3 separate regions of the Homo sapiens genome follow, and all the other regions are linked to region 3. A link is a contact called in ENCODE Hi-C or POLR2A ChIA-PET data. All regions are on one chromosome and are shown on one strand. Each heading gives the region's core, a stretch centred on a gene start or an enhancer-like site at or near the end of the contact. The rest is flanking DNA. Distances are from core to core; before and after follow the strand shown. Region 1 overlaps LINC00598 (long intergenic non-protein coding RNA 598). Region 2 has its middle 110 kb from the start of MIR4305. Region 3 overlaps LOC124903162.

What was found. A loop is a pair of places that touch in the nucleus more often than their neighbours do. ChIA-PET counts read pairs that join two places held with the same protein, here RNA polymerase II (POLR2A). Pooled maps may share reads with other maps.
Region 1: a loop to region 3 is called in a pooled map, with 2.0 times the contacts of the local background. The contact joins two enhancer-like sites. A Hi-C loop is called at or near these places in 1 of 168 maps with a recorded cell type or tissue (endothelial cell of umbilical vein) and 2 of 50 pooled maps. POLR2A ChIA-PET finds 5 or more read pairs at or near these places in 2 of 52 experiments (B cell and PC-3).
Region 2: a loop to region 3 is called in a map of endothelial cell of umbilical vein, with 4 times the contacts of the local background. The contact joins two enhancer-like sites. A Hi-C loop is called at or near these places in 1 of 168 maps with a recorded cell type or tissue (endothelial cell of umbilical vein) and 4 of 50 pooled maps. POLR2A ChIA-PET finds 5 or more read pairs at or near these places in 1 of 52 experiments (activated CD4-positive, alpha-beta T cell).

What each region holds. Positions count from the first base shown.
Region 1 is chr13:40,439,735-40,442,753 of GRCh38, forward strand. The region is part of intron 6 of LINC00598 (long intergenic non-protein coding RNA 598); the gene reads right to left. Among named protein-coding and RNA genes, the nearest start is that of LINC00598, 40 kb to the right of the region's middle. Within about 2 kb of position 1,722, at least 21 of the 41 ENCODE cell types and tissues checked have a DNase peak (open chromatin) inside an H3K27ac peak, as active enhancers do; they include endothelial cell of umbilical vein, where a contact is called at or near this core.
Region 2 is chr13:39,775,773-39,778,952 of GRCh38, forward strand. It overlaps a transcript of COG6 not described here. Among named protein-coding and RNA genes, the nearest start is that of MIR4305, 110 kb to the left of the region's middle. Within about 2 kb of position 1,904, at least 2 of the 41 ENCODE cell types and tissues checked have a DNase peak (open chromatin) inside an H3K27ac peak, as active enhancers do; they include endothelial cell of umbilical vein, where a contact is called at or near this core.
Region 3 is chr13:40,147,877-40,151,075 of GRCh38, forward strand. The region is part of intron 1 of LOC124903162; the gene reads right to left. Among named protein-coding and RNA genes, the nearest start is that of LINC00332, 32 kb to the right of the region's middle. Within about 2 kb of position 1,840, at least 8 of the 41 ENCODE cell types and tissues checked have a DNase peak (open chromatin) inside an H3K27ac peak, as active enhancers do; they include endothelial cell of umbilical vein, where a contact is called at or near this core.

The DNA.
Region 1 (3,019 bases), core at 472-2,971, 290 kb after region 3:
GTTCCTGACAAGCTTCAGCCCTGGATCTTAGACTTCCAGGCAGTCTACCACTTCTGGCACCACCTCTCCTTGCCTATCATGGGCCCCCTTTACTCTATGTTATTATTGGAGAAAAGCCACCATGCAAGATCCAGGGCCCTTTCCAGCTCTGAGGTCTTTCTTGGAAATCCAGCTCTCCAAGACACCTTGCTAAGGGTCAAAGCCATCCCTAGGGTGTACAGAATTAGGCAAGAAGCCACACACCAGTGGCTCAGTAACTAGAGGGACATGTTTACAGCAGCCAGCAGGGGCTAAATCCTCAGATTCAGATACAGCCAGTTCCACAAATTCAACTGCACCAAAACTGGACCATGAGGCACTGCTCAGTAGCACAAAATTGAAACCAATGCAATCAGCTCTTGGCTGCCAGACCCCTGGAACTGACCAATTGGCTGTGTAGGCTCAGCCCTGTCATCTGCTCCACCTCCAAATAACTGACCCTGACCTTTACTGACTGGAGTATCTTGGATACTTCCCACAGGGCTATGGCAGCATTTTTTTTTCTTAATTTTTTTTTTTTTTAGCAAGATGTGGTCTCACCATGTTGCCCAGGCTGGTCTTGAACTCCTGGTCTCAAGTGATCGTCCTGCCTCAGCCTCCCAAAGTGCTGGGATTACAGGTGTGAGCCACTGTGCCTGGCCCAGTCACTCACGTTTTAAAGTTACTAAATAATGAAGTTTAAAGAGGCTCAGAGACTAGCCCTGGGTCACTCGGGGACAAGTAACTTGTTGACATGGGATTGAGACCCAGGGTCACCAGCCCCAAGAATCATGCTGGCAACATTTACTCGGGTGTTTTGGAGCATCTTTCTAACACATTCTGGTAATATGGGACAACACTATAGATGGAAATCTCTTGTTCTAATGGTTCCTTTTAATTGAAGTGTTTCAATTTTCTGTGGATAAAGGAGGCAATTGGCCATCCCAGGCTGTTTTCTGCTCCCATTTCCCCTCTTTGCCCCCATAGGCAATGTCAACTCCTCAAACAGCCTCCCAGGTCAGAAGGGCATCAGACCCCATCAAACTCCAAGGGAAGGAGAAGGCTGTAGGAAAGAAAAGGAAAGTAGGTGAAGAAAACATGCTCATTTTATTGTGCGAAAGGGGAATTGCCAACGTAACATTCTGCTTTTCTGAGTGAGCATTTTGATCATCTTAGATGGACTGGAGCAAGCCAGGTTTCATTGATAAAAATCGCAACAGCCTCCTCCTGAGGGATATGGAATATCTCAAGCTATTTGTGAGATTCTATCACTATCAGATTTCTCTGTGCCCAGTGGGAATGAAAGTCTAAAACGCATTCCTGTCTCTGTCTCTCAAATAAACATTTTCCAAACATCCAAGAAACAGAGCATGTTAAGATCTTAAACTAGAGAATCCCATGAATGCTGTCTGCCCAAGACCGAGGAACAAGATCTATGTAAAAAGGGGGAAAGGGATTACTCCCCAAACAGGAGATTTTAGACACTATTAGAGGTCTTGAGGCATACCTAAACATATGAGCCAAACGGCGTCATAGGAAAAAAGGCTTCTGCTAGAAAGTACTTGCAGGCCATAACAAATTAGGTGATTCCCGTGAAAGAGATTAACCTTTGGTATCAAGTTGATTGAAGTCTCAGATGGCACTAGCCGCTGGCCATTCATCCCATCTCGTACTCAGAGGGTGCCAGCACTGACAGGCTCTGGAGGTCAGACCAGGGCAGGACACAGGTGGAAGCCTGCCAAGGCTTACCAAAGGGCTGGCAAGCAACTCGATATGGGAACTGGAGCTTTCCTTTTGAGTTTCCTGAGCCCTGGGCCTGTAAGTATCCTTTGCAGATAAAGGGTCCTAACCATTAAATGCATACCAACATGTTTTCACCATCACAGATAATGGCTTCACCATCTAAATGCTTTTAAAAATTAGCATGATGTTGTGGCTCCTTGTCCTTACTAAGGAGTTTATACCAGGAAAAAAGTGTGGTAATAACTGTGTACATACAGATGTCCTTTGACATAATGGGCCAATTCCATCAGTTTAATATTATACAGTAGTTCCCAAATCGCACTGAATAAAGGTGAGAGAGGCTGGCTATGAAGAATCACATCAATACGATCTTTGAGGCAGATTTGGCCCTGTTATCTATGTGCAAACATGAACACAGAGTCTTCTAAATTTTGCTTTTGTTTGATTGCCTTCCTATAAAGAAAAAAATTATCCAACATGATTAACCTTTGTTTGTAAAAATATATAAATAAATAAATTTTCCCTCGCTTTTGCTAAATAGTTAGAAGAGTAAGTTTGCAAATTAACACTTTAGCAAGACTCTGAATCAATCTCAAAGAAGGCTCTACTTAAGGATGGTTCTAATACATCTCAAGTCCAATGTGTGGTTGATTCCCTGCCATATGCTCTGAGTTTTATCAGGCTCAATGAGAAATACCAGTGCTTGCTACACAGAGATTTCTAATGCACCCTCACTTCTGGCAATAGTCTGGAATTTACTTCAGTTGATTTAAAGAATTTGTGAACAAGAATTTTATCTGAATTGTCATCACCTTGGAGCAACTGGTCAGGCTGAAAAGGTGTCCTGAATGGGGCTAGACACGTCAGCGAGACCTGCCAGGTGTCTCGTCACTCAGCACGGCCACTTCCTAATAGTAACAGGATCAGCCCTGGGGACTTGCTGATGGGCAGCATGGCAGGATGACCCCAGCCATCTCCACATGCACTCTGATAAGGACTGGCAGGTTAAATAAGGGCATATGCTGCATGCTGCTCCATCAGCACCTCCACTTGGCTCCTTCTCAGCCCAGGAGTTAGAATTTGTTGATGTAACCCACACCATGGGAAGAATGAAAACTCAAGCAGCAAAGCCCGTGTTAAGATGCCTTTTGTCGGGAAAAAAAAAAAAAAGGCAGTTTATGCCTCCAGCTGCTGCATTCAGGGACCAGTTAACAATGGGAGACAGCAGAGAGAGCTGGGTAAAGATGGGAACAACACA
Region 2 (3,180 bases), core at 654-3,153, 370 kb before region 3:
TTTTTTTTTTTTTTGAGACGGAGTTTTGCTCTTGTTGCCTAGGCTGGAGTGCAATGGTGCGATCTCGGCTCACTGCGACCTCTGCCTCCCAGGTTCAAGTGATTCTCCTACCTCAGCCTCCCAAGTAGCTGGGATTACAGGCATGTGCCACCACGCCTGGCTAATTTCATATTTTTAATAGAGATGGGGTTTCTCCATGTTGGTCAGTCTGGTCTCGAACTCCCCACCTCAGGTGATCCACCCGCCTTGGTCTCCCAAAGTGCTGGGATTACAGCTGTGAGCCACTGCACCCGGTCGAAAGTTTTGTTTTAGGCAAACTTCTGATCAGCAAAAAGCTGGAAAAACGTAACTATATTTTAAAAGATAAAGAAAACAACTACAAAAGAATAGTAGTATCAGCACTTTCCTTCCAGTGTTTGGCTTTGTTTCTAGGAACTCTGAGGTGAAAAAAAAGAGGCAGAGGAGGGAGGAGGAGTAGGCAGAAGGGGAGCAAGAGGATACAACTTGTGTGCTATGTGTGGTTGTTATTTTAAGGAAGTTTATTCTGACCAATTTTATCCAAAGAATAAATCAACAAACACCCAGAAGCAATCTGCCCTAAGTTTTTTATTTCCAATATAGACCTAATCAGAATAATCAGGTTTTGTCAAAAAAGTTTCCAGTAAAATAGCTGTCTCTGTCTTCTCCATTGTTATTGTTAGATATTAGCCCTTCTGATCTTGCACAGTCCCCTTGCCTGGTAACGTTAACTAAGTAAATATTAATACTGTACACTTTTCCTTTGGAAAATGAAGGAGAACAAATGGGAAAAGATGTAACAAATGTTCTGCAGCCCTGTTATAAATATTTTATGAATGAATCAGAGAAATTGAAGATGAAAAAAGCCCACTAATTCAGCCAGTACCCTGATGTCTACTGCTGTATTCTTTCAAGCGGTTTGTCTGGTCTGGTCTTTAGTGACTCAGGTTATAGGGAATTTACCACTTCTGTCGAAGCTGCTTTTGTAGTGGGGACTATCTAGCTGCTAGGAAAGTTTGTCAAATTCCCCTTGCTTTTGTTTAGTTTTCTCATTAGTCTCATTTGATTTTGTTTATTTAATTGCTTATTTTTAGTGTCTTTAGATTCTTAATTGATTTCTACGTGTCTTTTCTATTGCTTTCTTTTTTGTTCATTCAGCTTTTCTCTCTTTAGTTGTTACCAGGAAGAAACCAAAACAGCTTTTTGGCTTGTAGATAGGTGAGAAGTAACAATTGGTTCCATCACCAAATTAACAACAACACTTGCTACATCAAGTGTTAGGCTAACTACTTTGCATACATTATCTAATTTATTAAGCACCTTCTTTTTGCCAGACACTGAGAAGGCAAGGTTAAATATGACCCTGCCACTGTTGGCAGGGCCTTATAATGTAGTAGGGGAGATAAGCATTCAAATAGATAGTGTCAACACAGCATATTCAGTGTGTGGGGCTATTTTCAGAGTCATCCTGGAGCACAGAGGGGGGTGTCCACTCCAGCAGTGAAGAGCAAGGAACGAGGGCAGAGGTCAGGTGGCATGGGAGAGAGATACCCCAGGTGAGTTGACCCATAACCTGATTCCTGTAAGAATAAGAGTTAACTAGGTTAGAAGGGGGTGTGGAGCTGGAGAGGATAGCTACTTGGGAAACTACATAAAGTTTAATGTTATTAGGTTGAAAAATGTGAGAGTTGTTGGAAGATGAGGTAGGCCAGGAGAAGAAACCGGCCAGGTTTGTATTACTTGGTGGAAAACTTGAACTTTGCTTTGGATTTTAAGAACAGAAATAAGGCTGCCATGTGAAGAACACACAGGAGGGGCAGCAGAGAGACTGGCATCTTTCCTGGTGAGGGATCACCAGTGTTGCAATCGCAGAGTCAGGTTAGCTCTTCTTGGTTGGAGTATCTTTAAGGCCATCTGGTCTGACTCTAAATGACTAGGAAATTACTCATCATGTGCCTTCTAACTCTCTGAGTAGTTATTTCCATTTCCTTGATACTGAAAAAAGGGTAGTAGGGAATGTATGTTTGCTGCGGCCAGTGGGGTTATGTCAAATAATGGTTACTTACTGACAGCAGTCTAACAGTTTCTGGGAAGACTAATGTGCTCCTAACTGCATATGTGGGAGAGAAACAAGAACTACCCATTTACTGAATATCCACTCTGTGCAAAGCCCAGTGCCATGGGCATTAACATTCATGGTATCAGCAAGGTGGCAGCAAAGAGTCAATCTTCTGAGAGTTAAGCAGTCCTAATCAACACATTATAGGAAATAACTATGTGCAGAAGTTATCCTGTCTAAGAGATGAGTTACTTATATTTTCCTCCCAGCCTAAAAGGAATAGTTTATAAAAAATAGTTAATACTTGAGGTTGATAGATTTAATACATATCCAATTTGGGTAAAGTGACTATGGTGTATTCTCAGGACAGGAAGGACCCTAAAGGATGCTATAATCTGACTAATTATAATTGTAACAGGCTTCTCTGAAGTAATGTGTAATGGAAAGGTAGTGTCTGCCTAGAGCCTAGAAAAGGCAGCATAGGGCAAAAGGCCTTGACCAGCATTAATTCATAACAACCAATGAAAGAAGGGACTATGTAGCTCATGTGCATTATTGATTTCTAAGTGTCTAAAAACACATCAGAATTTGCTGCAGCTTAGATAAAACATTTACTGAACATGTATTGCCAGAATGTGAGCTTATTGATAATCTCCTTAGTATCAGGAGAGGATATAGCAGTAACGTGTAGATTCTGCCTTCAGACCCCCCTGGATTGGTATCTTGACTTTGCCACTTAGAAGCTGTATTAGTTATCTGTGAAAACAGAACAAATTATTCAAACTTAGTTATTTAAAACAATATTATTTCACAGTTTCTCTAAGTCAGAGATTCAGAAGTGGCATAGTTGGGCAGTTTTGCCTCAGGGGCTATCATGGTTGTTGTCATCTGAAGGCTTGACTGGGGCAGGAGGGGAGCCACTGCCAGGGTGGCTTATCCACATGGCTGACACGTTGGTCTGGTTTTGGTCCTCCCCTTGTGGGCCTCCACACAGGCTGCCTGAGAGTCTTCACCACATGATGCCTGGCTTCCTTGAAAGTGAGAAATCCATGAGAATGCCAGGTAGAAGGAGTAGTGTCTTACATCCTAGCCTAAGAAGCATA
Region 3 (3,199 bases), core at 590-3,089:
CCATGCCCAATGTGCCTGCTCTCACCTCTGACTCCTGTGCTGATTCCAGGGCCATGGGCAGTCTTGACCTTCATTCTTCCCTAGAAAGTACCTTAAGGGCAGGGACCATAGCCTTCCTAGCTTTTTATTCTTTTTAGTGTCTGGGTCTTCAACTAGGAGGACCTTCCCACTCTTTTCTGAGTAGAATGCTTGCCTTAACTCTGGCAACTTAAAAAATGAACTATTGATTTCATGAGCTGAGATCTTTGAAGATTTTCAAAGTCTCAGAACCACTTCCCAGTCAGAGAAGTTCAAAGAATGAATTCATCGACTGGCTTATTCTGCTCAGACATCATTTCCACTTCAGTCAGGAGAGGCTGGGGAAAGGTTGCTCACTGGGGAGCTTTCACCTCTTCACAGACTGTCTGATATCAGAGGAAGGGAACTTCCCCATAGTGTTCCCACGTCAGAACACTTGAATACCATGAACATAAAACTCTCCCTCCTGACGGGCCCTGAGTGGACCCAATTCTTGCTCTTACAGCGAGGGACCCTGTGGCATGGAGCAGTAAACTGTGTTGTGCCACAGGACCCTGTGTGGGGAAGCCTGGTGCCACATCCTGGAAACTGTTTTCTTTCTGCATTGAGATGTATGGGATCCTGTTAAGGCAGAATCAAAGCTTACGCTAGCTTCTCTAGGGAGGTCTCACTCCCTGTGCTTCATGACTCCTTCCAGATTCTCTTCCTTCCTTATGTATTACAACAAATTATAATTTATCCTCAGGTTTTAAAGGTGGATCTGGTGCTACCTAAATGTCAAGTAATGTCATTAATGTCAATTAATGATGATGTAGAGTCCTTACACCAGCACAAGAAAGCCAATGAACAAGTAAGAGTTAAGAAAACTCCCCACAGCACATTAATTAAGAAAGCCAGGCTATGTAAAATGTTATTTTGAAAGAAGCCATTTTCTGCAGTGACATAAAATTTCATAGGCTGTTCTGGGCCTCCAGATAGGACCCATGTAATAAGGCATCTCTGCCAAACCAGCCAGAAAACAGGGAAGTGAGACAGCCATGGGTCAGAACCCATAGATATAGGAATGGAAAACTCCAGAGAGCCCTCCTCTAAGATGTAAAGCCACCAATCGACAGACAGCCTGCCATATACAGGAAAGCTGTCAGTCATCTTTACTAAATAGGGAGGATACAACTTCCCTCCCCTCCAGGCCATAGAAAACTCAAATTCTTTACAAGTGTTTTTGAGATTCACATACAAAATTATCAATGACACCATCAAAATGGATGCCTGCAGATCTTACAAACAAACTAGAAGCTAGCCTCATGGTTGCTCAGAAATGAGGGCATTTAGGCAAAGCTGGGAACTGAAGATTTGAGCAGGTGTGGGTCAGACCCTGGTGCTCAAAATAAATATTCTGCCCCAGAAGCTCTGGACTGGAAGGGAGGGACCCAAGTTCTCTGAAAGGACAACAGTGCCACAGCCAAACAGCTCAAGCAGTTTGCTGTCAATTAACCACCCCCTGTGTAATTTCAGGAAAATTTATTCTGTAAATTACAGACATTTTTGACACTTAACTCAGCAAAAAACAGTTGTCCAACAATGATTTTATGTCCAAATAAACCTGTCATCTTTATTCTTGGCCTTTTCCTTCCCTCGTACAGAAAATAAAAAGGATCCAGATATTTTCCAAGAGAAAATAAACTCCTAAAGCTGAAAGATTTGAGTTTTCAAGTTTGGTTAAAATGCTGAGTCCAAAAAGGGGGTTCTCAAGTTGGCACAGTGCTTCCCTCCCACATCCCTACTTAATCACCACCAACTCCAGAGGCTGTGACTCAGAGAATGTGTGAGCCCAAGCCTCGTCTCATAAACACAGCATTTCCAGGCCCCATGTTCTCCATTCTTTGCTAGCACAGTGCAACTCAGGGTCAGGGCAAATAAGGTAAGAAGACCATTTGAGTTCAACTTCTGAAGCTGTTCTTTTCTCTGCTAAAGTTTAGGTAGAAGCCAAAAGAGCTGTTTTCTCTATTGTCTCAAACTAAACTGCTGACAACAAAGAAGTATGAGCACTTGGCAGAATTTCAAACTCCAACAATAAGCAAACTGCACGAGGAGATTGTTTTGTGTTGCTTTTCTGTGGCTCTCCTTTTTCTACCGTGGGATGTTCCAGAAAGCTGTGGGCACTCTGTCCGTGCCCACTCCCAGCAGCTCACGGAGCACATCCAGGAATAGGTGGACTCCCTCCCCTAGGATGGGCCCACTGCTGACCCACCTGCTCCAGGAACTGTGATTGGAATACATTATCGAGATTTATGAGAGTCAAGAATAACTGAAAACCCTAGTAGGAGTGGAGAGGCATGAGGTAGAATTGAGAAGCTGCCACCTCCCCTTTTTTTTTTTTTTTTTTTTTGAGACAGAGTCTCTCTCTGTCACCCAGGCTGGAGTGCAGTGGCGTGATCTCAGCTCACCACAACCTCTGCCTCCCGGGTTCAAGCGATTCTCCTGCCTCAGCCTCCCAAGTAGCTGGGATTACAGGTGCCTACCACCACACCTGGCTAATTTGTTTGTATTTTCAGTAGAGACAGAGTTTCACTATCTTGGTCAGGCTGGTCTCAAACTCCTGACCTCAGGTAATCCACCCACCTTGGCCTCCCAAAGTGCTGGGATTACAGGCATGAGGCACTGCACCTGACCTCCCCTCTCTTTTTTTAACCTCCATTTTTCTCTCGATGTCTAGGGCTGTAATGGTTTGTTTCTACCCGCAACATTCATTCACTCAACATTACACCTTCCTTCCACCCTCCCTCCTCTGTTTCCCCCATGACCCAGGTCTTTTCCTTTACCTGTCTTCTACCAGATCTTCCTATGGTGTGCACCATTTCCTTTGGGCTCTGTCATCACTCCGTGACAACCAGGTTATCTGAGAGAATAATTTCTGCTAATGTGCCAAGAGAATATATGTGCCTGTTGGGTTCCTTCTGGAGAAGATGGTATTTTTAAGTATGGATGACCAAGGACTGGGATTCTAAAGGGGCTGGACAAGATTAGTCAAGTAACTGTAAGCCAACTGAAATGAATTTGAATGAAAGAAGGAGTTAATTGGCTTATGTGACTGGGAAGGGTGGGGGTGGGGTGGCTGGAGGAACCCCGTCGGGACCTGCACTGACTCCCATCACAGCTCTGCCGGTGTGTTGTCACAGTT